Linked DNA regions of Mus musculus: regions 2 and 3 are each linked to region 1. Evidence: chromatin loops called from intact Hi-C (ENCODE). Cell type or tissue: left cerebral cortex. All regions are shown on one strand. Each heading gives the region's core, and the rest is flanking DNA. Links, peaks and the distances in the headings are about the cores only.

Region 1 (10,241 bases), core at 728-8,727:
TTTTGTTGTTTTGGGTTTTCTATTTCTCCAGTGAAAAGCTTGATTTTATTGTCTCACTGAATTGTACACTTCAGCCCTTAGTCATAGCTTAGACAGACTTATTTGGGGGGTTGGGAAGGGGCATGCCACAAGGGATATGGGGAGGTCAAAGAGCAGTTTGCAGGAATCAATTCTCTCCAGGTCAGCAGGCTTAGCAACCAATGCCCTCCCACCCTCAAATGACACTTTTTATCTTATTATAACACAAGCCCAGGCAAGTCATAATGACACATGAGAGGTAGAGCAGGAGTGCGGCACACACAAGGCTGTGGTATAGCCTAGGGGACTGTTTCCTGCAGCTTTACGATGGTGCTGTCCCATAGCTCTGCCTCCACCTCTACAGTCGCTATTACCCACAACCTCAACGGGCGCATGCATTTGATACCTGATAAACCCCATGGTTAGAACAGCGTCTCACCACAAAGCATTGATAACCCATTTAATGAGGACAGTAATTCCAAAAGCATTCCTGAAAAGCCACCTCGCTGTGTCTTGTCATGGAGCCCAGCACTAGAATATCTCAACTGAGTGCCTCAGTCTAGATGCTGCAAAGCTGCAGAGACCCTGCAAAGCAGAGAACCTAACCTGTACAGCGGAGATTGCAACCCAGCCTCCTTACGCTCTCCTCCTCAAGCATTTATTCCAACTAAACCAAGATTCCCAAGAATTATTAACAAGGAACTGGGGGCTGGAGAGATGGCTCGGTGCTTAAGAGAACTGACTGCTCTTCCAATGGCCTTGAGTTCAAATCCCAGCAACCACATGGTGGCTCACAACCATCTATAATGAGACCGGATGCCCTCTTTTGGTGTGTCTGAAGATAGCTACAGTGTACTCACATATAATAAAAGACATAAATCTTTAAAAAAAAAAAAAAGGAATTGGTAAGCTATATTTCACAGCCAAATGCATCTACTCGCTGGGTAGCAGAATGATGTTTGCTAAGCTGTGTTAGAGACTCCATGCAGTGTGAACTGGGCAGAGCAAATAAAGTGTCCTGGGACTTGCAGAAAACAGAACACTCTGATCAGAACGGTCTTCAGAAGGAAAAGGAATCACGGCCACTGTTTCATATCTGAGAGCTTCCCTTCATTAGACTAACCACTACTATGTGAAACCCACAGCTATGGGTAAGATGTCCACTAAGCTGCCCTTAGAACAGGGAGAGTACTCTGGTTTACCTGACGGTCCTAACTAATCCCAACAGAACTCAAGATAAAAAAGGAGCAGATGCAAGGTCATCATGAGGTACTGAGTAAGAAGACAGTTGTCACTGGCAGCTTTGAAGATGGGAGAGGCGGCTCCTGAGCCAAAGAGCACCGAGTCCCCACAACAGGGCCACAGGAGGAAAGTTACCCCCAAAGCATAAGGAACTGAAGCTTCTCAGCATCCTACTGCTGAGGGAAGAACTAGGAATTCCTACTGTGCTAACCTGTGAGCCAATGCGGAAATCATATTGTGGCAGTAGCTCGGGAAATGGGAACCCATCAAGATCCAGCTATGCCGCTCTTAGGCATATACATTACATAAGGGCACTTGCTCAGCCATGTTCATTGCTACTCATGATAGCCAGAAATCGGCAGCAACCTAGACATCCCTCAGCACAAGACTAGATAAAGAAAATGTGGTATATTTACACAATAGAGCACGTCTCAGCTTAAGAAAAAAAAAAAAAACCCTCCAGGTAAATGGATGGAACTAGAAAAATCATCTTGGTGAGGCGTCCCAGAGCCAGAGAGAGAAATTTGGTATATATTCACTGATATGGGAGTCGATGATAACCTAGCAACAATCTGCAGAACACAGATGTTAGGTAGGCTAGGTATAGATTAAGGGACTAGAGGGGACAGACAGATCTACCCAGGAAAGGGAATAGAAGAAACAGCCATAGATTGAAGGATGTGGAACAGACCCTAATACAGCAGAAGCTTTCTAAAACATACACATATATGAAAAGGTGACCTAATTGAAGTTGACAAATAATGAGGGAGACAAGAGTCCCATGTGGCCATCTCTTGTCACAAAATGAAGCTTCCAGTCACAGGATTGTGTTACATCTGACTGAGCTGCTAGCCAAAGGGATCCACGAGAAGCCTCAAGCAACTGAAGCTGTTGCCAAAACTGTAGGCTGCTCTCCACAAACTGACAGCAAGGCCCACTGCTGAAGACAACACCTACTTATTGAACATGGAGAACACTGAACGTGGCCGGTGCCTAAATAAAGTCTTCACCCTTATGTTTTAAAGTTAGTCTACAGGCTTCTAAAAGAGAAATATAAACACCAACCCAGCCACAAACCCTTTGATCTAAAATGGTGTCCTGTCTGCAAGATATGCTGGTATTACAAAGCTTGTGGAGTAACCAACCAATATCTGGTTTGACTTATGAAACCCATTCCGAACACTGCTTGAGGGACCTCGGGTAAATCCAAATACTACTGTTCTTAAAAAAGAAAAACAATGTACCAATAAAATTATTCTTAATACGATTCTGTATGCTCATAGATCAGTGTCTTGCTCAGTCATCATCAGAGAAGCTTCCTCCTGCAGCAGTTGGGAACTCATACAGACGCCCTCAGCCAGACAGTATTCAGAGGTGGAACATCCTGTCCTAACAGGGATGTCTCCATCATATCCCTCCACTCAGTGTGAGCCCTAAAGAAGAGGAGATGGGAATGGTATAAGAGCCAAAAGGTTGTGGAAGACACCAAGAGAACAAGGCTCTCTAAATCAACATGAACAAAGCTGGCAGAGACTGGAAAGCACTCACAGGGCTTGCACCAGGCCTACCCCAGGTCCTCTAAAGTGTGTCGCGGCTTCCAGCTTCTATGGGACTCCTGAGTGTGTGCACAAGTGCCTGTATTTCCTCCACCTCTCTTGAGCTCTTTAAATTCTATTTGTTTTGTCCAATTCTAATATGTTAAGTTTTTGTTATCTTTTTATATTTTCATTTTCTTATTTTAAAAGAACTCCTAGTGCCCTATAAGTAAAAATTTGTGTTTTAAGCCACTACATGTGGCAAAAATCTCAAAACTATGTCCTGGGGTCCTTCCCATCACTAGATCAAAGAAAAGTTTTGGCACTCAAAACTAAGATGACCCTACAATCCTGAGAAATAGCTACATGTGTACTGTTCAGCAATACCCACTAGAGAACAAAAACTGGAAATTCAGATTTTTCTTATATAACCCAACCTCATGTATACCCGAGTCTCAGAATTTTTAAAAATCCCAGCCTTTTGTATTTGCACTACTTCATGTATCTAAATTATTTTACAATGTTTTACACAAAGGGGGAAAAAACTATATTTTTAAAATAAAAGGTCACTTGCAATAAAGGAAAGTGAAACACTGACAGTTTAAATCATACGCCCAGTTCACAATAGCTTTAAGTGTCAATTCAATTAAGATGCTTGTGACAGGCCTCGAGCCGCCTTGTGGCAAGGCTAAGACCTGGAGTCGTTTTCCTCCAAGTCTGACGGGTCGCCCCACAAACCCGATGGATACCTGGCCCAGAATGTGTCACAAAGGTATGCAGAGAGAACCCACAGGAGCGTAAAAGCCATGGAAAAGGAAGAAAATATTAATCACACGCTCTGCTGCAGGTCAAGGGTAGAAAGCTACCCCCGCCGCTCCAGTCGCTCCTCTCCTCATCCCTAAGTCACCGGCATAGCCCATGACAAGAAGGACAGAATTCACCCCCAACCCACGCTGGCCCCTCCCTGGAGTCGCCGCCTGAGCCCCACCCCAACACCGACGGGCTCCCGCCCCACCACGCCGGCTCCTCCCAGCGTCCCGGGCTTAGCCCCTCCCCACGCTCGGCCCGGCGTGCGGACGTGGCGCCGCGAGGCCTGCTTACCAGTCGGAGCTCCGCCTTCCGCTGCAAGTCCGAGTGTCGCTCCAGAGCGCTCGCGAAGCCGCCTGAACGCGCCCGAGGAGCGGAGGAGTCGTGGGTTGCGCTCTCGGAACCACTCTCCGTGCTTGCATTTCGCAAAGGCTTGGAGAAGACAAGCGCTCTCAAGAAACGGCTCCCAGCAGTCCCGGCGTGGGACCTACACAGCGCCGCCATGACGCCTGCGCGACCTCTGACCTCTTCTGCACGCTTGCAGGTCAGGGGGCGGGCCGAGGAGAGCCCCGCCTACCGCCTTAATCCCAGGCGAGCCTACTAGTCCGGTAGTTTAAAGCTTGCCTCCCGCGGACGCCAGAGAGCGCATGCCTCCTGAGGGACGGGGTGACGCTACAGCTGCTGTACTACACGGTCTTCAGAGGTCTCCTTCGTTATCCTGTTAGAGTTGGAAGCCCTATGCTCACCAGCACCTCCTGTGCCTTCGTTACTCAGCACTTTCGAATGCGTCATGCTTTAGATTTGAAATAATTCTTAGTGTTCACCCTCCAGTTTTGTAAACTCCAGGAAGGAAGGAGAGATTGCCTTTGCAAATGGGCACAAAGTTGTTCCTAAAACTGATGGTAGGTCTGTCCTTGGCCACTTCTGTTGCCAGTCACATGCATTACAAAACCCAACAGAAGTTTTATCCTAGCTAGCTACCATCATTTCCTGTGAATTAAGCTTCAGAAATATGCTCAGGCGTAGCACTTCCACGCTCCCATACCCAAACACTTGATATTGTTTGTTTCTCCCCAGTGTAAATCCCCAGAATTTGTCCATCCACTTAAGAATCGAACCTAGTTGCAAAAGTGTTTGCCTTTTAAGTGGACCACTAGTCTAATCAATGTAATGTTAACCTACAGATTACTAAATCCAAGGGCGGGTGTCAGTTTTCTATGTCATTTGTACATAAATATCTTTTTTCCCCTTATCGAGGTCTCATGTAACCCATACTGGCCTTGAGCTCACTGCGTAGTTGAGGGTGACCCTCATCATCTGACCCTCCTGCTTCTCCCTGAATGATGGGACTTTACAAGTACTGTCACTACCAGGGCCAGGACAGAACCTCTTTTATGTCTTTGACTCTTAGTGTAAGTCTTCCTCAATGCTGCAGGTCTATTTTGACCTTAGAATGATGCATAGTTTTGTGGATAACTTACCACTCCGCATTACTAGTCACTGTAGGGAGTATCTCACAAATTCAGTAGGAGCCTGAAAAGTAGATTCCGCTTCAAGTGAGATCTCATTCTGCATACGCTCATTTCTGCTGACACTTAAGTGGATTCTTGTCGAAAATGTCAATCTCTATGGCTACTACCACTTTCAGTTCCTTTCGGAAACAGTGTAGCAAATTGTAGAGCTCCCTTTAAGAGCCCTCAGCAGTCTCAAGTAAGGAACTTTCATCCTGGGCAATCCAGTATCCCCGTGCAGATTTGGTTTTTCTGCTTGGGAAAGCAAGCTGCTCAGCAGTGCCAAGTTTAAAGAACTGCTTTGCAAACTTAAACTGTATCACTTCCAGTGCTTGTCTGGCATGGCAAGGCCCTAGGTTCAATCTTCAGGATAAACCCTCCATCTGGATGAACAGAACAAATGAAGTCCCATCTTTAAATCCAACAGACATGTTATATTCGTGTTGCCTAAGCTAGTGAATAACCCTGAAAGCCAGGCAGCGCCATGGGGAGGGGCTCTTAGTCTTCCTAGTGATATATGTACGCTCAGTGGACTCGTCTTGAAGCTCCCAACTTAAGAAGTATCAAATGAAATTAGAAAAGTGAGGATTCACAGGGCAGTGGTGATATACAACTTGAATTCTATCCCTCAAGAGGAAGAGGCAGAGGAATGTCTCGGAGTTTGAAGCCAGCCTGGTCTACAGAGCATCTTCAAGGCCAGCCAGGGCTATACAGCAAAATCCTGTCTCAAAATTACTTAAGAGAAGAAGAGGAGAGAGGAAGGAGGAGGGAGGAAGGAGAGAGTGGAGATTCATAGCAAACCATTTTAATTGGAATTTCTTTATACAGTGGATTGTGCTCATCTGAGAAGCCATAGGTTGTCAATAAAAAGCCTAACACCAGGTTTGGGACACCTCCCCTCAAGCTGATGGTCAGGGTTTTCCTGGAGACACCTGGCACAATACAGACAACTGTCCCTGCACTTGTTTGCATATCAGGACAGGGCAGTAAAACTCTGCTGAAGACACTATACATTCTGGTCACAGACTATGAAGAAACCAAGTTGGCCCACAAAACTTGGTTGGTACTCTCAGTGTACTAGGACATGCTGTGTGGGCTGAAATCATCAGCTGTGAACCCTGTGAACTCGAATAACAACCAGCATGGCAGAAGATGACCAGGGGTACAGTGTTGGCATGAATGCTATGAGAGTAAGCAAACACTTCTTGGACTTTTAAGGCCTACTCCACAGGAGATGGAACCAATCCAGTTACTGCAGATCTGGCCAAAAACTATGATTTTGCTAAACAGATATACTATCAAGCTGCCCTATAAATTCCTCTCTACTCACAGGTGAGTGCAGCTCGAAGGCCTCACCAGCAAAGTTTCTTTGTGCAGTGGATGGTAGTTAACACAGAAACAACTGGTCCAAGTTGCACAGCCTGTGGAGAGCTCCACCACAAATGGCCACAAATCCACATCACCACTCCATCATCCCAAGGCTCAGGGACCATCCTGGAGGAGCTGGTACAAAGATTATTAAGACCCAGTGGTCAGAGAGGACCAAAGCGCAAGTGCTTTCTGCAATGACAGGATCCCTACAATCATGAACTCTCAGCAGCTGTGTTGCCTGAGTGGGACCTGCCAGATCAAGACAATCGAGCTTCTAAATAGACTGGGAAGTAGCTCGTGAGCCCCACCCAACTGAATGGTTCAAAATCCGATAAATGACAGCACAAATTAGAATGGATTATTAAAGTTTATTGCTGGGGGTAGGGAGGTAGAAGCAGATCAGGGAAGTAGTTAAGGGGGAAAGTTAGTGCATATGATTAAAACATATGCAATCCTCAAAGATACTTACTTTTCAAACTGAAGTAACGAGGAGATGGGAATTTTGAGCTGGGAGTCAACCTGCACTAAGTAATGAGATCCTGTCTCAAAACAGTGTGTGGTGGGGCATGCATGTGATCCCTGTCTCTGGCAGATGGAGGTAGGATGGTCAGGGCTTCAAGGTCACCCTTTGCTACATAGCAAGATGGACAGCTTGAACTGTGTGAGACTGCCTCAGAAATAAATAAATGAATGAATGAACAAATGGATAAATGGATGAATGAAATAAAACCAAGTGAGTCAACAAGAGGGATGAGTCTGCAGGACTCTTGCCTACACAGGCACCAATGGGCATGGGCTCTATTGGCAATACTGCTGCTCCATGCATCTTCCCACTAGCTCTATTAAAATACTTCCAAGTTATTAATACCCATTGTAATAGCAGTTAGCAAGAAAACGAATAAAATATACTTCAAAGCCCTGATGGCATCAATCGACCTGGCCTCATCTACCAAGTTGTGGCATCAACAGCACTACACGCACCACACCCCAGCCCACCCCCAAGAACACCAGTGTGCTAAAGGGTGCTTCCTAAAACCTCCATAGAAAGGTCTTAGTGGTTTGGTTGAGGTGACTTAGAGGTGGTTAGAAATTTATGCCTCAGGCTGGGATGTGGCTCAAATAAGTCTGGGTTCTACTCCCACCACCACTAGAAAGCTATGGTTCTTAACTGCACAGGAAAGACTGGAAGAAAGGTCCTGAGACATAGGTGAGATATAGTGTCACACTAAAGACATTCATCTTAGCCTCAGAAAAAGGACCATTTTAGAGGTCACAGAGATGGCTGAGGAGAGCATTTTGGGAGTTGGGATAATACTAAAAACTAGTCATATTGAAGAAAAAAATCCTAGAAATAAAGGAAAAATAAAGTATGTGAAGGCATGTTCATGTGTGTGAGGGTGTGCGTCAGCACACATGGAGGCCATCTGATGTTGCCTGCCTTCTTTCTATGAGGATCCAGGTCTTCCTGCTTGCATGGCAAATACTTTACCACTGAATCATCTGCCCAGTCCTGACGCTGAGACTCTTAAAGGTCATATGTAAACAAGAAAATTGTTTGGCTATTGCTGTGTGGTAGGAAAAAAACAACTTAAAATCATCACACTACCAACCAAACTCAGCAACATCACAATTACACAAAGGAGTTGGTAGGAGCTGAGTCACCAGTCCACTGGAGTGTGAAGCCCTGGTACATGCTGAGGGCACACGGGCCTTAAATTCATGCCCTACACCAGAATATGGAAACTGCAGAATTAAGATCTGCTGCTTTGGGGGGACTGGATGGGGTGGGGTGCAGAGGGGAAACTAGGAAGGGGGCATTTGAAATGTAAATAAAATAACCAATTAAAAAAAATCTGCGTTACTTAAAAGTGGCCCTGTTTTATATTATGTGTGCTTTCTATCATCAATCCAAAGTAGAAAACAAGGACTAATCTCTGGTCAGATGTCTCTTTGCTATGGAAAAATCCAGCCTTTCAGCTGGTCTTAAGAACTATTTATCCTTAAAAAGGATCTGGAGAGATGGCTCATCAGTTCAAAGTCCATAATATTACTCTTAGAGAATGAATGCCCAGGTTCAGTTCCCACATGCACATCTGACTGTACGCCCAGCTCTGGGACACCCTGACGTCTCTGCTCTCCACAGGCGCCTATACTCATAAGCACATAACACACTTGCATACAAACACATAATCAAATAAACCTTAATTTAAAAGGAAACAATCTAAAGAATGCAGGATCCTGACGTTTGCACGGTTGCTGTGTCCCCTCGCACACTCTCGCTTCTACCTTTGCAACTGCCGGTCGGCTGGATGGATGGATGGATGGATGGGTGGGTGGCTGAGTTTGTAGCTTTACTTTGCTGTTTTACATGTCAGCATCTGAAGAGTCTGAGAGAAGTTGCAAAAATGACTCACCCTTTCCTGAAAGGGGAAATACATAAAAAAGAACCCCTACCCAAATTATAGTTTTTATTGCTTTCAAACACTTCACAGAAAACAGTGTGTAACTTAATTAAAAGATCCAGAAGGAGTTCAAATTAAACTTTTCTGTATTCCAAGAATTGTGTGTAGTGGCTGAAATCCGAGTGCTGGTGATAAGTTCTTTTATTCACTTCTCAGGTTCTAACTATTAAGAATTCTTGCTAGTGTCCCCCAGAACCTCGAGTTAGGGAGCACTGCTTTTAGAAAGGCCTCGGAGCTCTTCCATCACCGTTTGCGTCCTCACACAGCTGAGATTTCCCAGGAAACCCACGCTTCCCCTTTTGCTGTTTTGCCAGCATAAACACAAATCCCAGTAAGCAGCCCCAACCTTTCTGCTACATTTCTGTTAATAGCTGTCTGTAATTTCCTCAGTATCTGTGAACTAACTCACAATGAATCTCCAACAGATATTCTGGATATATGTGAATATTCTAAAACTCCCATTTAATTTTCTGTGTTAGTCCTTCATCGTTTTGTAACATCTTTGATGAGGCAGGGTGCCTTCCAGTAGATTAACTTTCTAGATGAAGTGTGGGAAGAGTTTCTTCCACACTCATCCCTGGTCTGATCTATGTACATTCCTTCTCCTTCTCTCCACTTAATCATTTTCCTCATATGAAATCTCTATACAAAACTTGAAGATTTCTTATTTAAAAAAAACAAAAAAACTACCATCTTATTCTGTTTTTGCTTGGTTACAAATACAGAGTAGGCACCCAGGAAACAATCTGTTAACAAGATGTTAGCAAGAAGAAGAAGAAGAAAAATAAAAAGACTAATTGGTAGAAAAATCATTATATTGGATAATCACAATATTTCTCTAGAGACAAATTTCTACAGTTCCAGTCCTCTAGGAAAATGCTTCCAGAATACCAGTTGATTTTAGAATATAACAAGTTTTGTCCAGACCACTGTCCTCTTAATAAATATTGAAACCTATACTACTGAGACACAGACTTTATTAAGATTTTCACATGTAATCAAGCATAGTTTCCATTGCATCCGAGCAGCAACCAGGAATGGCAGCATGTCATTTTGTGACAACCGACACTGTGGCTTTTCAATTCTGGTTTGCAGAAACCTTATCCTCAATTAAATCTAGCCATGCTCTGAAAAAGGCTTTAGGTCACTCCAAGCTTGGCAGTTAACATTTGGCATGGACACTGGTAAAACCACAATAGAGAAAGAAGTAACAGATACAACCTCATAGGCCATAAACATACACAGCAAAGGAAGCAGGAGTGAGTCAGGAGTGACCACAGTTAACAGAGGGGCTT
Region 2 (10,241 bases), core at 1,082-9,081, 410 kb before region 1:
ACAAATAAAACAAGCCAAGGTTTAGAAGTCCAACCACATAAATGTATTGGTTAGGATAGTCTTACTTAATAAAATTGCCTCAGATTATTTATAGACCAATAATACAATAACTAACGCCTGTATACGAACTTCAAGGAAAGTAGAATCGTTAATTAGAAAGGGGAAAGTCACACACTTATTCAAGGTTGGCCAGACTACTCTTTTCTCTCCTAGTTAGTTCTAGGTTAATTGAAAACTAGATACAAGCTGGTATTACAAAGTGTTTGTGTGTGTGTGTGTGTGTGTGTGTGTGTGTGTGTGTGTGTGTGTGTGTGTGTGTTTACTGAGGGTTGACTTTAGAGCTTCATACTAGCTAAGGGCTCTACCATTGAACTATATTCCTTAGTGCTTATTTTAGCTGTCGCCTCCTAATTCTGTCAGTGTGGGACTTTAGCATATGAATCAGAGATGTGTCTAAGCTTCATTATACTGCCACAGCAAAAATATTAAGACATCTTGGCTCAACCTGCAAACTTTGACCCAAGAGGACCAAAATTATCATAGTCCAGAAATGATAGTCTTCAATTGAGAGATATAAAGGATGCTCATCAGAGAAGCCTAACAGCTTCTAATTCAACAACAGCCACATCTTGAAACAAATCATTACTTTGAGCTGCTTCCAGTCACAATATTTTGCAGTAAACTCCCTGGTAAATGCCAGGAAGTTCATAGAAATCACCTCCACTAATATGTTGTTAATGGATAACGTCTGAGGAAAACAATAAAATAGTGTTTATTCTGAATTTCAAAAATAGTGCTAATAACAGCATGGAGAGTGTGTGAACCAAAGTTGGAGGATGATTACAAATGTTTTCTAGACACGGCAGTGAAGTTGCAAATATAAAGTCACAAAGCAAGGACCAGCATACACAGTACAAAAGCTCAAACTAGACAAAAACATCAGAGCAGAGAGAGAAGGTAGAGACAGAGTCACACCCATAGAGGAAGAGCTATTAGCAATTGATAGCTTCTTAGAAAGGGAATATGATTTTTCTTTAGGGATGTGACTTCTGGCAGGTCAGCCAAAGTCATACACCCAAGAGTATGAGTGTCACAGTTGAACTCAGTGGGTTAAAACAAAAAAGGAGGGACAAAAAGTTGAGTGGGCAAGAAAGGGGTCAAGTGAGAGAAGTAGTGGAGAGGTGAATATAATCAAAATACAACGTATTAAGTTCTCAAAAAACTAATAATATGAGAAAAATTATGCTACCGTATTGAACCAAGAACACCAGACCTCTCTCCTTGGGTTAACACTCTTGTCAAATAAGTATTATTGTACATTTCTTTTTAAATTCACCATTTTTCCTTCTAATCTATAAGGATATAAATATGGCAAAACAACAAAACTGTTAGCCAATTACTAGTTTTTCATATATGATTTTGTAACTACAAAATATTCTAAATCTCTAAACACCTAGAAAATATCTGTGCCTCTTTTCTTTCAATGTTTCCTTGTAGTCAGATAAAGTCAGATCAAAACAATTCAATATAGCAATGATTTCTCATCTTATTATCTCTTAATAAGTACTATAGAATTCTCTCCCAGACATTTGAATTATTAATAACAGGATCATATGGTTGTATTAGATCACTTCATCATCCACAGCAACTGTTATTCTCTAGTTTGGAAGGAAACCAATCCCTTTGGCCTCCTCTCAGAGACAAGTTGCAATAGACTTAACTAGAGAAATAAAAAGTGCCATTAATACAACTTTAACTTCCATGACTCCAGCTTGTTGCCATTGAAGGAGACAAAAGTTATCATTGGTTTCCTACTGGTATAAATCCAATCCACTTCTTCCCTTTGAAGAATGCACAAGACATAAATGAACAATAGTGAACAGTCTGGTACATGGCTACAATATGGACACAACAAGCATAGTTATAAGTAAGCACCGATATGGTTTCACAGAGCTACGGCTTTGTTTGCATTTCAGCAACGTATCTGTTGTTGTTGTTGTTTTGTAAGTATTAGTCTATCATGTGAATCATGTTATGTGAAGCAAATAAAGATGTTCACTACTCAGCCCTTGCTCTTAAAGTGTTTAAATGTATTGGAAGCTACAAACACAGTCACAGAACCTACAGTTAGTTGTATATCTATGGAGATGCAGTACACTTATGTATGATAACCTGCCAGGTCATCCAAATCCTTGTGACACTGCACTAACTGTACAGTGGACTTTTGTGGTGCCTACTCTTCAATCTGAGTGATTACCAATAACCATGAGAAGCACTTGCTTCAGGAAAAGATCACTAGAATGAATGCACTCTGTTTTATAGTTACAGGAGCCAAGAAATTACACTTCATTTTCAGAGGCAATGTGTGGCTGTTTTGTTGTGGCTTTCTCTCTATTATTTGCAAGCAAATGTGACCTAATTCATTCAAAAGATAGTCATCTTCTTCCAAAGCATTTTATTTCAGAAAGAGGTATATGTTTTTTTTTCATTTTTATACATTTTAGGCAATAAAAAGAAGCTTAGCTAAGTTTGTAATATAAAAAGTGTAAACATCATTCAAAAAGTAGCTGTTGATTACATGAACTAGCTAAAGAAGTAAGAAGGCAATGTACTGAATATGAAGTAAACTTCCAATTCCTATTTTGCCATAATTTCCCAGAACAAGAAGCATGATAACACATTGTGGTGTCAAAAAAATAAAAGGCATTAATCTATATAGACACAAATCTTTTAATCCATCTCACTTTCTTATCCAATTGACAATAACTCACTATCTTGGTGTTTTATAGTAATTTATACTAAGCTATCCCCTCTTTATTTGGAAAATCATACAGAGCTGTGGTGAAGTGGCTAGAACTTCCAAAAAGTCACAATTGTTTTAAAAGCCACTCATCTGATATTTGCCCCTGCACACACTGACCTCTTTCTCCTGCTCCTGTCTCTCAGGAAGGAATACTCAGTGGAGAGTAAAAAATGAGGACTGCATTGTGTTTTGTGCTACAAGTGCAATAGATCTCATTGAATTGCCAATTGTAACTGTTAAAGACATTATGTCATGGCTGAGGGTCCCATCCTCCAAGGAGGTTGAAGAGTGTATACAGATGGCACACAGCCTGGGTAGAATGGGGGTGGGGGGATATTACTCACGCAGGCATGCTGAAGATTCCTCATCTTCTGGTTGCTAACTAGCCTTCAGAGAAGGAAGAAGCTCTCACATTTATACTGGGAAATGACTTTGGGGAAAGAAAAAAAATGATCATTTTTTTTCCAAACCCTGCCAATTTCCTACAGTACTCTATCTGCATCATAGTCATGGACCTGTTCGATGACAGAAATAATTTCTCATCTTCCTGCTCAAGAAATAATTGTATTGATCTTCATTTTATTTTTTTTTTCCCTGTGATTCAGCAGGTCAGGAATGCTCCCATCCCAGTAGCTTCCTGCCAGTCAGCAAGTCATCCAGAGTGTGAAGACGCTTTACAAAGTAACCGGAAGTGCAGAGCCATTTCAGCACCACGGACAGCGCTTCTGCTTTTCTGTTCAGGATACTTAAAAAAAAAATTTTTTTTTAAGTGTAACCTAGTAACTACCAAACAATTTACCAATGGGCAAAATCTTAATTTTTGATACCTTTAAAGTTAAAGAGTGTTTCATTCATGTTCACACTGCAACGATGTTCTTTTTTTTATTTTTTTTCATCTCTGAGATGGAAGTATCTCTTTCTTGCTATTTTTAAATCTCAACCACAATTCCTACATGAGTTTAGGCTGATACAATGTCAGTACAGTAGAGTTCAATCCTGCACATCAAAAGTTCCATGAACACAGGTCCAAAAAGTATCCCTGATGCTGTGTCTCCAGTGCTCTGCACATGCTCAGAAAATATAGGAATTGAGAAAGAATGGACATTTGCTAAATGTTTTTTGAAGTGAACGAATGAATGAGTGAATGAGTGAATACCTTGTTTATAATGTTTCAAAGTTCATTGCACTTCATAGTGCTTAATCTGACTGTGAATGCAGGAAAAATCACTCCTTGTCCAAGTTCGTGTGCTTTCTTGCATCATGTCCTTAGATGGAACTTACATCTCTGCCCAGGTAGCCAACAGTCCTCTCCTCTATGCTAAAGGGAGGAAAAGACAGCCACCCTCCCTCTGTTATAAGACCCTCCTGAGATCATGCACTCTGGAGCCCAGCTATGCTAGAAAGAAAGACCAGTAGCCCAGGCCATTTCTGAGCTGCCACCACAGCCAGACATGGGTTGGTTTGGGAATTCCATCATATATTAGGGAGGCCAGGATTCACCAAGGGCAGGGCCAAAGGTAAAAGAGAAAATAAGAAACACTGGTAACACAAGCTTTAAACAGATTTTTCCAAAACTCAGCACACTGGGGTGGGTTCTCAGGCCCCTGAGTCTATTCCTTCTCTGTGCCAATCTATGCAATGACACATGTTTGAGCAAAGTATAGCCTCCTGGGTACAGGTAAGCACAGCCCAGTCCTTAGCTCCAAGGAGGCTTCCAGGCTAAGGCACCACTCCACTTGGACTGTACTATTGGGCTCCAAAATGGGGGGGAGCTTCCAGACAAGGACTGATTTCCATTTCAAACTGCATTCTGGTACTTTGTACTCCAGCACCATTGGCCGATCAATATTTAATGCTTGGAGATTCTCACTCTGCGGGAGTCATGTCAGGGGACCCTGAGAGCCAATCTGCTTGAGCTTCTGCGTGATAATTATTCATGGGCTCCTGCCTCTTGCTCTTTCTCTAGCACGGTCCCACTCTGCAGACTCAGTGCCTTACTCAGACTCCTCTCTCGCTCTCTCCGCGGCTACAGCTGGACCCTTCTCCTTTGCCTTCGCCACCACTCCGTGCGTGCACATCCCTACAATGGCTAAAACAGCAATGGGTAAGAATCGCGTTTTGCTCCCCACGGGCTCTATCTGGAGCCAATCTCTCCCTTTCTCTCTCGGATCTCTAAAGACATTAAAAGATATTTTATAAAGGGAAAGACATTCATGACAGGAACCGGGAAAGGTTGGAGGGAGCTCTAAGAGACCAAAGGGGGAAGGGTGTCTTTGAAAAACTAAAGTAAATGGTTTCTTTTTAAAAGATAGAAGCAGGTAAGTTTTCCTCCAATGGGTAGGAATTTTATTCTGCTTCCATATTTAAAACTAAAGTGTCCATCAGAGGGGAGGGGGCTACCTTAACGATTTGCCTTTAGTGAGGTGAAGGGACATTTCGGAAAGTGGTTTTGAACGTCCTATATTTATTCTGTAGTTTAAAAAGATAATAGGGACAGGAAGGGAGTGATGTTGGAATAAAAGAGAAAATGCAAAGTCAAAGCGGTCCCATCCTGGAGGTTTGAGAGAGGAGTGGGAACGGGGGAGGGGAGTGGGCACATTTAATGGTATTGTCTATCTTGGAAAAACCACTAGTCTTGGGGCGCGGTGCGGGGAGGTAAGGCGGCCGGAGGGGTGGGGTAGGACCTTAGCTCCTTTGTTTTAGGAAGAGGGAGGGGAAACAGGAGGAGGGCGTGGAGGGCGCGGGTGGGCAGCTGCAGGGGCGGGAGAGCGTGCGCGGCAGGGAGGGGTAAAGGGACCTGGCTTCCCAAGGCGCCGGGGTGGGGTTTCTTTGTGTGTGAAGCAATGGTGGGAGTGTGGGGGGGGGCACCTGCAGCGCTGGGCATACTATGCGGACAGCCCCACCCTGTGCAGAGTCAAGCTGTCCCCACCCGGACCCAGCTCCACACCCTCAGTAGAATGGGGGCCTAATGGGGAGCTCAGCACAACACTGAAAAACCCAACCCTGCGGGAACGGCAGAGCCCCGCCACGCCCCACTCACTCATTAGCAGCCTGCGTGCCTGACCTGACCGCTAACCTCAGCCGCTCCACCCTGGCCTCATTGTTCTTCGTTAACATATTTTTCAGAACCACATTAAATAGGATATTTAAACATAGTGGCAAAAAAAAAATCAAAAAAGGGAAAGAAGCAGGGGGTGGGGGAGCTATTCTGAACTCCTTGGGTCATTTCGGGGGGAGGGGAGGGGGCAATTAGGGAACCTAGAAGGGTATACAGAAAATAATACAGATAAAGATGTGTAAGGGTGACATAAAGCAAAAGAGGTCAAGGTCTTTAAGATGAGCCTCGTGCAATTTCAATTTTGTGGGTCAGACGGAGCCAAATCTGTAAAACCGCAATAGAGTCCAGTCTAGATCCAGTGCCATCGTTCCGAAAAGGTCCTGTGCTTGTTTCCCTAGGGTAGACAGCCTGGGAGGGGCCTGCACTGGGGAAGCGGCTAGAACCACACACACACACACACACACACACACACACACACACACACACACACTAGATCGAGCTACTGATGCAGAGCAGGAAAAAGGATATGGACTGGCTCCACCCTGCCCTGCCCCACCCTGTCTGCGGAGCCCTGAAGACTCAGGCTCCAGGCTGGCTCCCACGAACTTGGGTGGGGCTGCTGAACAGTCTGCAGTCCGGGCACCCCTCTTTCTAGCCCCGCCTTCCAGAACAGCCCCAAACCCCTCAGGGTGTGCACACATCTGCCCAGGCTCAGGGTCGCAGGACTAAGCCCCTCCCAGCGGATAGAGGCTGTGCAGAAAGGCGAGCCAAGCCTGGCCGCACAAAGACGCAGCCGCGCCCTGCTGGGCCCCTGGACCACAGAGGTGACCCCCTTCCCTGTGGTTCGGGAAGGTGTCCTTGCCCATGCAGAATCCAAGGACCTTTTTCCCAAGCCCAAGCCCATGGCCTTGTGTTCTGGGATAGAGACCCCACTGAGGGTCCTCCAATGGGGCGTGGCTCGACCCCACCCCTCGTTGCTACAACCAAAGCCAGTGAGCTTGGGGAGCAAGCACGTGGCGATCGCGCGTGGACCCGGGCCAGCCCTGCAGCTCTCGCCTTCCTCTCGGAACTGGGCTCTCGCCCCCACAGAGTATCCCAGGAGAGGGTTCTGCGCAGTGTCCTGAGCTACTCTCGGTTGCCACAATTTGCTATCAAGTCGCTTGTCCAGAAGGGTTCTGATGGGGTTTGGGGAGATTTTCCTGCTCTGTCTGTCCCACGGAGAGGTTTCAGCTGCAGACGACTGGCTAGTTACTCCTTGTGACCAGAATTGTGATTCCTTAGAAATCATCATGATTATTAGTCCAAGACTCACTTATCTCCTCTTAAGTCTCATTTGTTCAAAAAGTATGCTGGTCCCTTTTGGTACCGATTAACCCCTTGCCACTAATCTTCCTGATCATCTTTGCCAACCTCCATCCTCTTCCCATACACAACCACAAAACAATTCTATCTGCTTCTGTCCATTTCAGTTTCTATAAAGCAGATGCATTTTGACTTCCCGTTGCTGTGTTGTATGTTCTTGTGGGTGGGATGTGTGCGCTGGTACTTGCTAAGGACAGCCTATGCACCAGATGATCGCTGGGAAATTCTCCACAGAGAATTGTTTTTGTTTCAATGGGCAAAAATTATATATAACTGAGATGTTATGCCCCTCCACAAGAGGATACAACACATACATACATACATACATACATACATACATACATACATACATACATACGTTTATGCACGCATTTTTTATTGTTTCCCCCCAAAAATTCCTCTTCCAAGTGCTTTTTGATACAGTCTCAATTCTACCCAGAAAAACGGATCGTAAAATGGTGACCACCAACCAATGAAACTCCCACCCCACAGATGACAGGTGCCAAGGTCCCTTCTGCCATAATTAGACCGCACTTGTGAAAGTGAGAAGAGACATTACCTCCGCAGTGAAAAGGGTGCCGTTTTGGGTTTTGTTTTTTTTAAAGCATCCCATTGCAAAGGGTAATCAATTAATCTGCAAGGACAGTGCTTTTTCTCCTGATTCATTAAACAATCTATGTATTCAGCATGTTTGCTCTAAGTACATATTGTACCGCCCATTATCTTCTCAAATGGGGGCACAGTATAAACTAAAGCATAAACAATTAGAAATAAAAAATAGAAGATTTTACCAGGATTTCAGGGGGGAAATAAAGAAATAAACGGAGCTTGATAATCAATTACAAATATCTAAGTCATACTCGTAGAGTGGGTGGCAGTAAGCAGGGTTCTGCCCTGTGAAGCACATCGTCAGGCTCTGGAACAATGATGTCTATCATTGAATCTGTGGTGTTTGCCTGCACATGTTAAAAATCTATGAGGAAAAGCATGTTTTTAAATGACCGTTAAGATTCGATTCGTTGTAGATTGAAAAATTAAATTCTAGACCTCTGTTTCATCAAAATTCCTAGCAGTTTTGCACTGACTTACTTACAAACAGATTTGTGGGTTGTTTATTTTTTATGAGAGCCATTGCTTCTTCATTAGACATTTTTTTTTCTATAGGATTTCACTTCTGGCATTTAAATGTTACCATTACTTTTTATTTAAAATTTTAATCGCTTATGGATAAATAGTAATTTGGAAAAATAAACATTAGGTCATTTGGCACGATATGCCTTTCATCAAATATCTGTCAGTTTAAAAAAATGCTGCAAGAAGTTCCATTTTATGTAGACTCAGAACATGCCCTCTCGGGATGCTGGTTCACATAATAAAATAGTTTCCTTTTGTAACTTAGAATCAAAATAGTTACTTGGTTCTGAGTTGATTTTATATCTATCAAGCAAGATTTTTGCATAAAACCCAGATGACTAACTATAAAATAGAAGATGAATCCATATTGTCTTTTCAATGATAAATATAGTACATCTTTAGGGAAATTGCTGTTATTCTGTCCATGGATGCTTTTATTCCCTTAACTGAGATAAAATGTATGTTCGTGTCACTCCAGTAGCTAGTTGTTTGTGAAAGGCTAAATAAAATTGGTCTCAAAGCATGTGGCAGCTAGCTGCACAAACCCAGACCTGGGTGTGGTCAGCCCCACAGGGATAGTTAATCCGAAGCAGCTTCCCACCAGGTTTTTTGTTTGTTTGCTTGTGTTTGTGGAAAAACACGCACTGTTGTTACGATGTAATCTGTAACATTGTATGAATGTCTGATCCACAGAAAACACTCAAACCCAAATGCTTCCAGAACCGAAGCTATTTGCCTCCTAGTTCTTGCAATTGGGAGACCATGGAGTCTGCACTAACTTTTCACACCACTAGAGGGCAATCAATGTCTCTATGATTGATTTTAACCAGGCTACAAACGCTAACTGCTAAAAATAAATAAATAAAATAAAATAAAAAGTTTTCTTTTATTGGAATCATTCGATTGTTGATTTAATAGAATAATGCCATGCTTTGCTCTTGTGAATGAGAAGGGCATGCACATATCTACAGTGGGATGAGAGATTGCAATCTACAAGTTGGCAGAGCCCCGATAATTAGTCCCTCATGATCTTTTTTCCAGTTCCATTACAGCATAATTATTATATCATTTATGTTACTTCTGGGGTTGTATGGTACATAAATGGTAGAAAATGTCAGTAGTAATAGCAAAATTATTTAGAAACAGATGTTTTAATTTGTAAGTAAAGACATAAATTAAAACCATTGTTTACTGATTCATTTATTTAAATATGCCCCATGCTAGGAACAGCTCTAATGTCAGAAGCTCCACCCTTAAAGGAAACTGCAAAAAACAAAACAAAAAGTGAGTGAAGCAGGCAGGAAAACGTGGTCCTGAGGAGGTGTGGCCAGCCTGGCAGCAGCTGCTCTCCATCTTCCCTAAGGATACCTTTTCAAACCAAATCTAATGGGATTTCCATCCAATTGTTGTGCATGTTCAACAGTTATGATTTATATATGACATATTTATAAATATATACAATTATACTTGATAATTGTTGGGAAATGACAGAAAATGGCCTTAAAACCTTCAGGAGTTTTACTAGTATAGTAAATAACTGATACCAATTTTAAAGAAAAAGAAATATATGAGTATAAATTAATTGTAATGATTATCAAAGAAAATCGTTTCAATGTTCAATAGAAGGGAAATTATTTTTTATATACTTTACAAAACTATAATTTACCTTTAAGGTGTTTAATACTATCATGTAAATATGTTTCTCAAACTCTAGTTCAGTTCTCATTGCAGTTTAGATTCTCTGAGGTATGACTGAGGGAAGAGGCGCCTTCAACTCTGACAACCTGCACCCTGATGCCAATTCCAGCCATCAAGTTACCACTGTTAAAATAGAGCGATGATGAGCATGTGCCCCTCAGAGGAAGTCCACTGTCCTGATGAGCA
Region 3 (10,241 bases), core at 1,390-9,389, 210 kb before region 1:
GGTAAGGCCCAGTAGCAGGAGGCTTAATTGTTACCATGTCATGGTGTGAACCTGCCTCACCAGTGCCTCCGTCTGGGCTAATGGAAACCTGATGCTGTCAGCTTCCTGAAACTCACAGGCCCAACTTCAAACACAGCCCTTCTGCTGGGACTAGCAAGCTGCAATGCCCCCCCACCCACCCCCCCCCAACCCCCACCCCCCCAGATGCTTCCTCTCCTTACCACCCCTGGCCCACTGGTTCATTAGCCTGCACCAGGCCCCAGCAGACCCCAGCAGGACCTTAGGACATGAGGGCCTCTGATTTTCCCAGTTAGCACCACCCTCTGGCACCCTTGGAAGTCTTCCAGAATTATCTCAGCAGACAACCTATGGCTCTGAGCTTGCAGACTTGCTAGTGAGAAAAGTCCTAGAGACCATTTGTCAGCAAATTGCAACTTTGTCACGTGGGGGTGCATCCCAGGCAAGTGTGTGCCAGGGAATCACGTGTGGAGATTTGCTCCTGCATCAGATTTAGCTAGGCTAGGCAATGACAGTTCACCAAGTCCTAACTTTCAAGGTTGGATTCCTTTTCCTAGCAAAGGCAACTTACAGGATCATGGCAAAGTAGCTCAGCAGAGAATCCCTCCATTTCTGTGCCTGGACGTGCTTGCCTGAGGCTTGGGGCCAGCCCAAAGCCCTGGTGCAGTGGGGCTAAGGCCTGAAAGCATGCTGGTCTGCATCTCTTACCTCACTCTCCAGGGACCAACCAACCTTGCTAGTTTCCCTTTTCTGGGCTTCCGAAAATTCCCTTTTCTTTTCTCTTCTCTTCTTTTCTTTCCCTTTCTTTTCTTTTCTTTTCTTTTTTTTTCTTTCCCTTTCTTTCTATATTTCATTCTTCCTTTTTTTTTTTTTTTTAACAGCCCTTATTGACTTTTGCACTCCACATCAGGGTAAAAGGTAGGTAGGTGTTCAAGATAGGCTGCAGCAGCTGGGATAGACTGCCTCTTAAAAAGCGCTCCCAGACAAATGCATCTCTTAATATTGGGGGCATTTGTAAGCAGAACAGCTAGGAAACTTAAGAAGACTGTGCGATAAGCAGCCTATATCCTGTCCGTATAGTTTCTCCAATAACACGCCGATGAGCAATAGATAGCCTTACAGGTGGGCTTCCGCCCAGGCCCTCCTCCCATAAATCTTTATTCTTACCCAGGTTGGGTTGTTTTTGTTTTGTTTTTTCGGACTGAGCTCATTTCCCCTAAGGGACAGACCTGGAAAGATCTGGAATTCCTCCTGTTAAAAACAGCCACCATCTCCTTAGCCAATATCAGCACCATCAGAATAGATACCCTGTCAGGAGAGGTTTACATTGTTCCCAAGTCTGTTCGCAGGTGGCCATGCAAAGATACAGTTCCTAATCTGGGTTTTTCTGAAAGAGAAAGAAAATAGCCCCAGAACGGGACAGGAGTGCTGAGTTCTCTTTTTGACAAATAAGCTCCTTTTGTCCCATATTCTGCCTGGCTTTTCACACTCAAGAAATTTCAGTAACCTGAGAGTTAGAAAATACCTGTGCTTCCAGAGTTTCAGTTCCTACTGAAAGGGCCCAGCCATTGACTAAATACATTATTGGTCCTTTTGTTATCTTCATTTCTTTACCTGATAATAGCTCTCTATCGTGCAGATTATGAAAGAAATCATATATGTAAAATTAGCTCACAGCAAGCAATCAACGGTAAGTTCCCCATTCGATTTAACTCCTGAGGGGCCAGCAAAGGGCTGGGTGTAAGGTTTTAGGTACAAGCTCGTGTGCCTTTACATGGGTATACCCAAGTAGGTCCCATATTCTGGAACTTTCCCTGAACCCAATCTCTCGCTCTGTAAGATAATGATAACTCTCCTACTGTCAGAAAGGCTTATGGGACCCAAAAGAGCAACTAGAAACCTGCTCATAGACAACAGTAAATCACACAAAACATGCTAGTTATAATTAATTGAGTCATCATAATTGGATAAAATACAAAAACTATGGATATCACAAATACACTTAAAAACTTAAGAATGTGTATAAAACTAAAGAAAATGTTTATTTCACAGAAAATAACTACTGTGCTTCTTTTTCTGGTTTTGACTGGTTTCCTTAAAAAGAATTTTTTTGAATTTTTCCCTCATTTTATGTATATTTGTTTGTTTTTTAAAAACAAATCTCATACAGCCCAGGCTGGTTTCAACATGTATCTGAAACCAGCCTTGAACTCATGATCTGCCTGCCTCAGAGCTCCCACATGCTGGAATGGCAGGCCTATACCACACTGCCCAGTTGGGACCTTGATGTAGGCATGAAATACTCCATGGAGAATCTATGACCACTAGAGGCTCCAACCACAGACTCTTTGAGTAATGAAGAGGAAAACTAGGTCAATAGAAGCTCAAATATGTAGATGCCCAATAATATATGGAAGTTCAAACAGGAGATGAGCTGTGTCTTCCTTCTGCAAGGGACCTCACACTGCAGGAGCCAGTGTAGGTGGATCAGATGGACAGCTGCGTTGCCTCCTGATGTCATAGCTTATTGGTGTTGATGGACAGAGTCCACAAGGCTTTCCCTGGCTCTCTGGCAAGCAGAAAACACATTTCTGTTTCCATCATCTTTTTTGCTTCTTGTAAAGGAAGAGCAGCATTGTTTATGATTGTGAGGAACAGCCTGAGGCGCCAGTGCATTTCATAAGGAAGAGCGGTGGCTTCTGGAAGTGACACGCATGTGGGAACCCTGCTGTGAAACACCTTACCTGAAAATGGAGGGAAGTCGAAGAGTCTATAAACTGGATAACGCACTCACTTGTTACCTCAAGCAGATCCAGACATCGCAAAGAGAGCATGCACTGGTTAGAGCACCCGCTCTAACCACCCGCTGGTTAGTAAATTTGGAAGAAGCCACCATTCTGCAAGCTTTGGCTTTGTACTGCTGCATCACAAGCTTCCAATACATGTATGTCACAAGGCTTAGTAGAATTTCTTGTTAATTTGTAAGTCAAGAGGAAAATGTAGAGCTGGGAGCGTAGCTCAGTTTTTAGAGCTCCTGCGTAGCACACACAAAGCCCAGGGCTGGTTCCCAGAACTGAATCAACCCAGCAAGGTGGTCCATACTTATAATCCCAGCCCTTGGAAGGTGGAGGCTGGAAGAACAGAAGTTCAAGGTCACCCTTGACTACATAGCAAGGTCAAGATAGGAGAGTCTAATACAGAAAAGGAAAAGAAAAATTGTGCTTACACTTTTGGAGGAGTAAGATTTTATTTCCTCATAGTAAAATTAGCAGCTAAAAATCAATAAGTTAATATAAATATTTGTTCCATAAATATTGAATAAGCATTTGCTGTGTGTGTGTGTGCCCGATGCTATGCTTAGGAGTAAGTACAGGCTGACAGTGAAACCGTATGGTCACTGTCCGCAGCATTGCATTCTGGGTGTGAAGTGTCGTAGTTTCCCACTGCTTGGCCTAAAGCAGGAGAGTCCGGCACACACTCTCCATATGTCTGAGGCAGCCTTCAGAGTTGAGTCCCAGAGTCACCCTGCCCCGAGTCCTGATTGTGTGTCCTCCCACCCACGTGCTGGCTAACTGCTAAGCAGCAGCTCCTGGTGGTATTTAGAGGTCAGACTGATAAGGCTGCAGAGACTTAGGCACTCTGTTGGTCTGAGCTCTTGGGTAAGATATTTTATCTCCCTGTTAATCTGCAAAATAGGCTTCTATTACCCATCTCACAGGGCTATTGTAATGGCCAACTAAATGAACAGAGCCTGGGAACACAAGTGCTCAGTGAGTGCCAGCAATTGTCATTCCAAGTTGACCTCATCTCCGTCCTGGCTCTACACACAGCCTGGGGGTTTGGCAGGGTGACTTTCCTGTCCTATGTCAGCCACAGTCTCTCTTGCCTGCCACTCTCCCCATGTTCCAACCCAATGAAGGAACCTCGGGTTCCCTGGGCCAGGGGAACCTTCCTATTTCTCCACTACATACTTCAAGCTCACTTTCTCTAGAGAGCCCTCACGGTCCTAAGTGTCGCCGTGTCCTGCTCCCTGTCTCCTTAGGACTGAAGAGGACTGAATTCTCTGATTCAACATCCTCTCAAAAGGCTTACTCTCTTCTTTCCCACCAGAGCTTGACTGCCATGCAGCCATTGGTCAGGTCTCATCTGCATGCTAGATGGACAGACAGATGAGTGGAGGACAGACAGTGGTGGGATACAGGGGACAGAATGGGGCAGCACTTGAAACGATCTACTTGTGATATTCAATTCAGTGACAGCAGTGAATGGCACAGAACCCATTGGCCGTTACCTTCTCCTGACTCTATTGGACTGAAGATATAAGGGACACAGAAGCCGAACAAAAAGCTAGGGACAACTCACTTTTCATATGCTGTCACACACACACACACACACACACACACACACACACCCGAGCTCTAACTACACCAAGCATCTCCCAGGAGTCTCAGCATGGTGCCTGTAGCTGCATTTCTCTAGATGGAAGCTATACATATGTTACTGAGATTTCCAAGTTCAGAAACTCCATTAGATGCCCTTAGTAGCATAGTCTACCTCATGGTAGAAATTATAATGATTTTTCTTTTCTCTTCTCTTCTCTTCTCTTCTCTTTTTTCTTTTCTTTTCCTCTGTTTTCCTGTCACAGGGTCTCTTTCTGTAGCCCTGGATGTCCTGGAACTTGCTATGTAGTGAATGAAAGGAAATGAGGGCTCCAAGGCACGGCTGAGGGGAGGTTTTTTTGTTTGTTTGTTTTACTGTAGTTATGAGGGTGAGAACAGCCAGAGACATCTGGAACTGTCCAGACTGAACCAGGCCATGCCAGGAGAGAGGGAGGGTTAGAACAAGAGAGGAAGAGAAAAGAAAGAAGCAAGAGAGAGGGGGAAAAGCAGAGCAAGAGAGCAGCCATGGACCAAGAGGCCAAGAGAGCGCACATGGTTGAAATGGTAGGGATAGAGAAAGAGAAGAGAGGAAAGAGAAGCTGAGGAAGCAGAGGGAAGGGAAGGGAAGCCCTGATCCACAGATATTGAGTGAGCCTTGTCCTGGGTTGAACTCACAGAGATCTGCCTGCCTCTGTCTCCCAAGTTCTGGGATCAAAGGTGTGCATTGTATCTTGATATTGTAGGCACTTACCAAAAATGCATTCTTGGAGCATGGGAGATGACAAAGCAGGTCCGAGTGCAGGCTGTTCTTGCAGAGAACTGAGTTCAGTTTCCAGTACCCACATCAGGCAGCTTACAACCTAGGTTCAGGTGGTCAGACACCTTCTTCTGGCATCCTTGGGCACCTACCTACATGTGGTACATACACAAATATTCAGGCATATTATATAAGTAAGTAAGCAAGCAAGCAAATCTTTATAAAAAGCAAAACCAAAATGCATGCTTTCTTTCAGACTCTTCAACATTGAGCATGTTGAAGGTGGTTTTTGGTTTTCACTCTCTGGCAAAGCACCAGCTCCTCCCAGGGAAACAGGCCATCGAAGCGTGTGAGTGGGTAGGCCTAGGAAATAAACCAGCCTGGCCTTCAGCAACGGCTTCTCTTTGCACCTAATCTTAGTTAATGAACATCACCTGTATACCCCTAAACTCCTTTGGAACAAGAGCTCAATTAGAACTACCCCACACCGGTTGTTTCGAGACTACTTGAGACAAACTAGATGTGCCGACTCCAGCATTCCAGCAGCTCAGGAGTTCAAGGTCCTCCACACGTGTATGGTGTATTTGAGGCCACCTTGGGATCCTGCCTCCAAACAAGCAAGCAGAGTGCTGCTGAGTACGTAAAGCTCTGTTGTGTGGGTTTTGCATTGATCATCCCTACAATCTAATAAAATCATAACTGAATGAGAAAAAGAAATAAAAAGAAAAGGATATGCCTGCTCCTAGGTATAGTGGAGGAGAAAGTTTGTCATAGATAAGTGGGAGAGCATAGCCAGAGGCAGACCCATCTGGGAGAGTCCAGAGTGGGCATGACCCTGAACCATGTGTAGAGGGTGGCGGGGGTGGGGGGGAGAGGAGAGCCAAGTACAGCAGCCATCAGAGCAAAAGAAGGGACAGCGAGAGCAGGTAACCAACCTGTATGGATTAATGGGGAAGATCCTCTGGGAGAAGAGCAGGGCAGCTGCCCTAGGCTGGGAAGTTCAAGGTAAAGGTGGGGCCGGTGTGCCATCCTTACCTGTAACAGGTGTGGACTGAGGGATGCTGGGCAAGTCTGGAGGCCAGGTCTGCTTTGATATGTTAAATAGGTACCTCAGCTGCTGGGGAGGGGCCTTAAACTTAATAATAACATTCTCAACTTTGCTGCTTTGGGAAATCAACTTACTCATTAGACTTGAGTTCTCTTTTATTTATTTTATTTATTTATTTTTTGAGACAGGGTTTCTCTGTATAGCTTGGCTGTCCTGGAACTCAGAAATCCACCTGCCTCTGCCTCCCAAGTGCTGGGATTAAAGGCTTGTGCCACCACCACCCGGCAGACTTGGGTTCTCTTAAGGCAAAGAAGCAGTTTGCACCTGAGCCTTGGCTGCAGAGAGTAGAATGGGTTCTGACTTCTATCGTCTTTTAGTTCTTCCAAAACGCTCCCAAAATGCAACATCCTCTAAGAGCCTTCCTTGTGCCAGCACAGGAGGGCTGGTGCTGTCCTAAGCTGGGCACTTTTCTATCCATGGATCTAGATTGTGTACAGTCACGGATCTCTGTTCAGTGGCTTCATCAAGTGTAACTGAGCTGAAAGCTCTTAAGATTCTTGTGCTTCTTCTCTTTCTTATGAGTAGTATCCTTGAGCACCGAGCTGAGAGGGAGGAGGGGGGAGGGAGAGAGAGAGAGAGAGAGAGAGAGAGAGGGAGAGAGAGAGACAGAGACAGAGACAGAGACAGAGATAGACAGAGACAGACAGAGAGGAAAGAGAGCAGGCCCACCCTCAACAAGCCTCATCAAGAGCTCTGCTAATGCCCTGCCTTGCTTTGTCCTCTCCCAGTGGTTGTTAGCACTGAGCTGTGAATCAGCAGCCAGGCTCTCTTGTGGTGTACCCCAGAGGAGACATCTTGTGGTGTACCCCAGAGGAGACAGGCTTGTTTACTTGACAGAGCCTGAGACTGAGGGGAGCCAATGGCCCCCAAAACTAGCTTTGAAAAATCTTTAATATAAAGCAGTAGTTCTTAAATCCAGGAATCTTTTTCTGGGCTCTAAGAGCCATTTTTACAGACACAGTCCTAACAGCACCGCAGATGACCCGGACCTTCCTAATCTCTTTCCAAGAACCTGTGGGTAGCCATCTCCCAAAACCACGCCCTACTTCATTCAGTAGAGTGCTGAACACGGAGAATTCAAACCTGGTGTCCAGTGCTGCTCAGTGGTTAGTCTCTCTCCTGGTTATCACGGTTATCCACGACCTTTCATCCACCCCCTGGGGAAAACCACCACTTTTCCTTAGGCCCAGGCATGGTACAAAACCCCTGAAGCTCCAAGAAAGGTGCCTTCTGCAGAAGGCTCACTGCAAGCTCCTAACACTGGCCTTTGTGGGCAATGGTCTGGGGTCATTTCCTTATCAGCAGCCACAGGCTCAAAACTGATGTGCAAATCAGAAGATTAGGGATCAGGGCAGCCTCCTGTGGTGGTCCGGGCCTGGGTCAGAGGAAGCTGCTGCAGGGACCTTTGCCTAGCCTCTGGGGGAGGGATGGCAAAAGAAGAAAGAGTCAGTTGAAGGCTCCAACTCAATTGGAATTTACCAAATGCCAGGCCATGGCTACCCTGGAGAAAAGCATTCTGGTGCCAGCTCCTCCTGGAAAGGCCCTTCTACCTCTGCTGAGAGGGGTGGATTTCAAAGCATCTGACTTCTTGCCCTTTTACTAGGACTTTTAAGTGTTCCTACTTGGATTTTAAAATGCCTCCCCACCCCCAGTTTTCCTTCCTTTGGAGGCCTCCCTAAGAAAAGCTGATATTCTGGGTCACGGTGGGAGGGGGGCGGGGGCGGGGAGCTTTCGTTCATAAACCAAGAAGAGGGATGGGTGGCTTGGTCCATAGTGTCAGGGCAGCAAAAACAAGAGCGGCCACAGTACTGAGAGCTTGCATTGCCTGTTTACAAAATGTTGTAAAACATCCAACTCTAAAGGTAGGGGGAAAGCTACCAAAATGTCTCCTGGAGTTTGCCTTTGGCAGCTGGGGCTCAAAGTTGCACGCCTTTCCCACACCTTCCTAAGCACGCTTTCCTCCATTACAGACAAGCAGACTCTGGCTGCCCCATCTTTCCTTAACACCACAGAGCCTTTCTGTCTAACCCCGCCCCCACCTCCTCCAGCCTTCGAAGTCTGGCGGGCACACTGGGGAGAGGTAGACAGTAATTAAGTTAGCTGTTAGCTGCTGAGGGCTGACTTGGGTACCCCATCGCAGCTGCCTGCCTCTGTCTCCCCAGCGGCCCTCCCACGGCTTCCTATGAGACCGGCTGTGTGTGAAGGAGGAGCTGTTTCCCACAGCTCTGATCTAATTCAGCTGAAATTCAATCTCCGTGTGACCCACCTCAGCCAGCCTTCTCCCACCCGTCGCTTGCCTCCAGCGGGCTGTGTGTGCTGCCCACTTACACCGTCAATCCCATCGCCGCCTCCCTTCCACTAACTCCCGGTGTCAGCTTACAGTGTCAGCGGGCCAGCCCTGGGGGCCTGCCTACTGCCCGGACGCTCACCCCTCATCTCCAGTGCTCCAAGGGAGATCACTTTATACCTGCCACTCAGTCGCTTGAATGGGGCTTGTGAGCAGAAAAAAACAGCTAGCCAGCAGAAGCTGAGACCCCGAAACAGATGTAAAAGACATCAGGCTGGGGTTTCCATGGATCTTCAGTGCCCAGAAAGAGTTATGACCCCTTTAAACTGCCTCTAACATAGACTGAACCTGGGCTTGTTTTTTAGTGAGGAACAAGCCTAACTGTCATGGAAAACCACCAGTGCCTGCCCTGAGATCCGTGGACCCCTACTCCTCTTATTTGTGCTACCCCCCGACCCCCCCGCCCTGCCCTGCCCCAAGCTTCATCCTTTAACTAACCACTGTGTTTTGTGGAGACATCTCAAACAATTTTAGAAGTCTATCCCTATACAGCCCAACACCCCAACGCCCGGAGCAGAGTGGCTTTGTCTCCAATTAAGTATTCTCAGTTCGGATTTGCAAGGAGTGATCTCTTAGCAAGGCCGGTACTGCAGGGGGCGAACCGGCCTGTGATGCAGGGTCCCTGGCACTGGTTTGTCGGCTACCTAACCATGTTCTACTGGGTCATGCACACTTTCTTTTCACCACAAAGCTTTGAACTTTGCTTTGCACTTCCTGCAAGGGGAGGGTTCCTACCTAGGGGCAGGGAGGCACAGAAAGAGTGTTGCCCCACCCTTTTATAAGCTCAGTGAATCTAAAGGGTAGGGGTTTTTTCGGCGTCATCATTTGAAATGATGTGTCAAGGCAGGCAAGCCCCTCTTGAACCTGACCCTGCTTGTCTTCACCAGCAGAACACCGGAAGTTGGAAGTTAGATCTGGCTTCGGTTCAGGGCACCCAATTCTTGTCATCTCTTAGTTTCATTCATTTTGTGGCACACAGTGGGAATGTGACACACTCACCTTTGTTTTTATTATTCTAAAAATAACAATGTAATTCTCTTTAAAAAAAAAAAAAAAAGGTTCCCTTAGCTAACAGCCTGCTTGCTGATCTTGTTTCCTGGACAGGTGAGGATCGCCTCTGCATGTTCCAGTTCCCAGACACGCATCCTGCCCGTGCACAGCGGCCACGGGCAGCACTGTATTTGCATTCAGTCTGGAAAGCTAACAGATTGCCATGTCTCCTCTTTTCTTCTTGGAGACAGTGAGTAGTTGTACCTAGAAGAGAAGGAAGTTCCCAAGCACTTCCAAATAGAAAAGCACAGCTTTAAACTCTGGCTGGCCACAGTTAGGCTGTGCCCTGGCACGAGGTGTGGGGGAATAAAGAGGCATGGTTTAGTGGGGAGGGCGGTCTTCTGCTTGGGGAACAAGGAGAATCCTACAGCCTAGCTCAGAAATAATAGCCTCCCCAGTCCTGAGAAACTGCCCAAATTGTTAACACACCAATCTTAAGGAAACAAGCCTGCCTTTGCCGACTTAATTTCATATAATTATTTCAGAGTTTGAGTTTTTACAAGAAAGAGGGAGTGGATGGGAGAGATCTGGAAATTGAAGGGGATGAACAGAGAGGAATGAGATTTTCTTTGTTTCGAAGAG

The links. A loop is a pair of places that touch in the nucleus more often than their neighbours do. Peaks named below come from ENCODE experiments on the same cell type or tissue, not always from the same donor. Only the 100,000 strongest peaks of a DNase experiment are listed, where the experiment ranks them.
Region 2: a loop joins it to region 1, with 9 times the contacts of the local background. A loop is called at or near these places in 9 of 42 quality-filtered maps.
Region 3: it touches region 1 in a loop (2.5-fold over the local background); 2 of 42 quality-filtered maps call a loop at or near these places.

What each region holds. Positions count from the first base shown.
Region 1 is chr3:8,919,691-8,929,931 of GRCm38, forward strand. It overlaps Mrps28 (mitochondrial ribosomal protein S28), which reads right to left and starts at 4,167. Exons shown (of 3, transcript NM_025434.3): 1 at 3,897-4,167. The coding sequence starts at 4,106. It overlaps Tpd52 (tumor protein D52), which reads right to left. Exons shown (of 6, transcript NM_001025262.2): 6 at 6,840-10,241. Gm52601 (a long non-coding RNA gene) reads right to left here and starts at 3,882. Exons shown (of 2, transcript XR_003954436.1): 1 at 3,784-3,882; 2 at 1-2,693. In left cerebral cortex, for the core only: CTCF peaks have their summits at 3,466 and 4,232; DNase peaks (open chromatin) are centred at 2,183, 3,856, 4,131 and 5,564; H3K4me3 peaks cover 1,756 bases; H3K27ac peaks cover 1,973 bases.
Region 2 is chr3:8,504,724-8,514,964 of GRCm38, forward strand. Stmn2 (stathmin-like 2) reads left to right here and starts at 4,804. Exons shown (of 5, transcript NM_025285.2): 1 at 4,804-4,907. The coding sequence starts at 4,889. In left cerebral cortex, for the core only: no CTCF peak of the experiment used is centred there; DNase peaks (open chromatin) are centred at 4,613, 4,761, 5,415, 5,645 and 4 more places; H3K4me3 peaks cover 4,675 bases; H3K27ac peaks cover 4,435 bases.
Region 3 is chr3:8,709,105-8,719,345 of GRCm38, forward strand. No RefSeq gene overlaps it. Among named protein-coding and RNA genes, the nearest start is that of Gm32561, 21 kb to the left of the region's middle. In left cerebral cortex, for the core only: no CTCF peak of the experiment used is centred there; DNase peaks (open chromatin) are centred at 3,835, 5,462 and 8,405; H3K4me3 peaks cover 590 bases.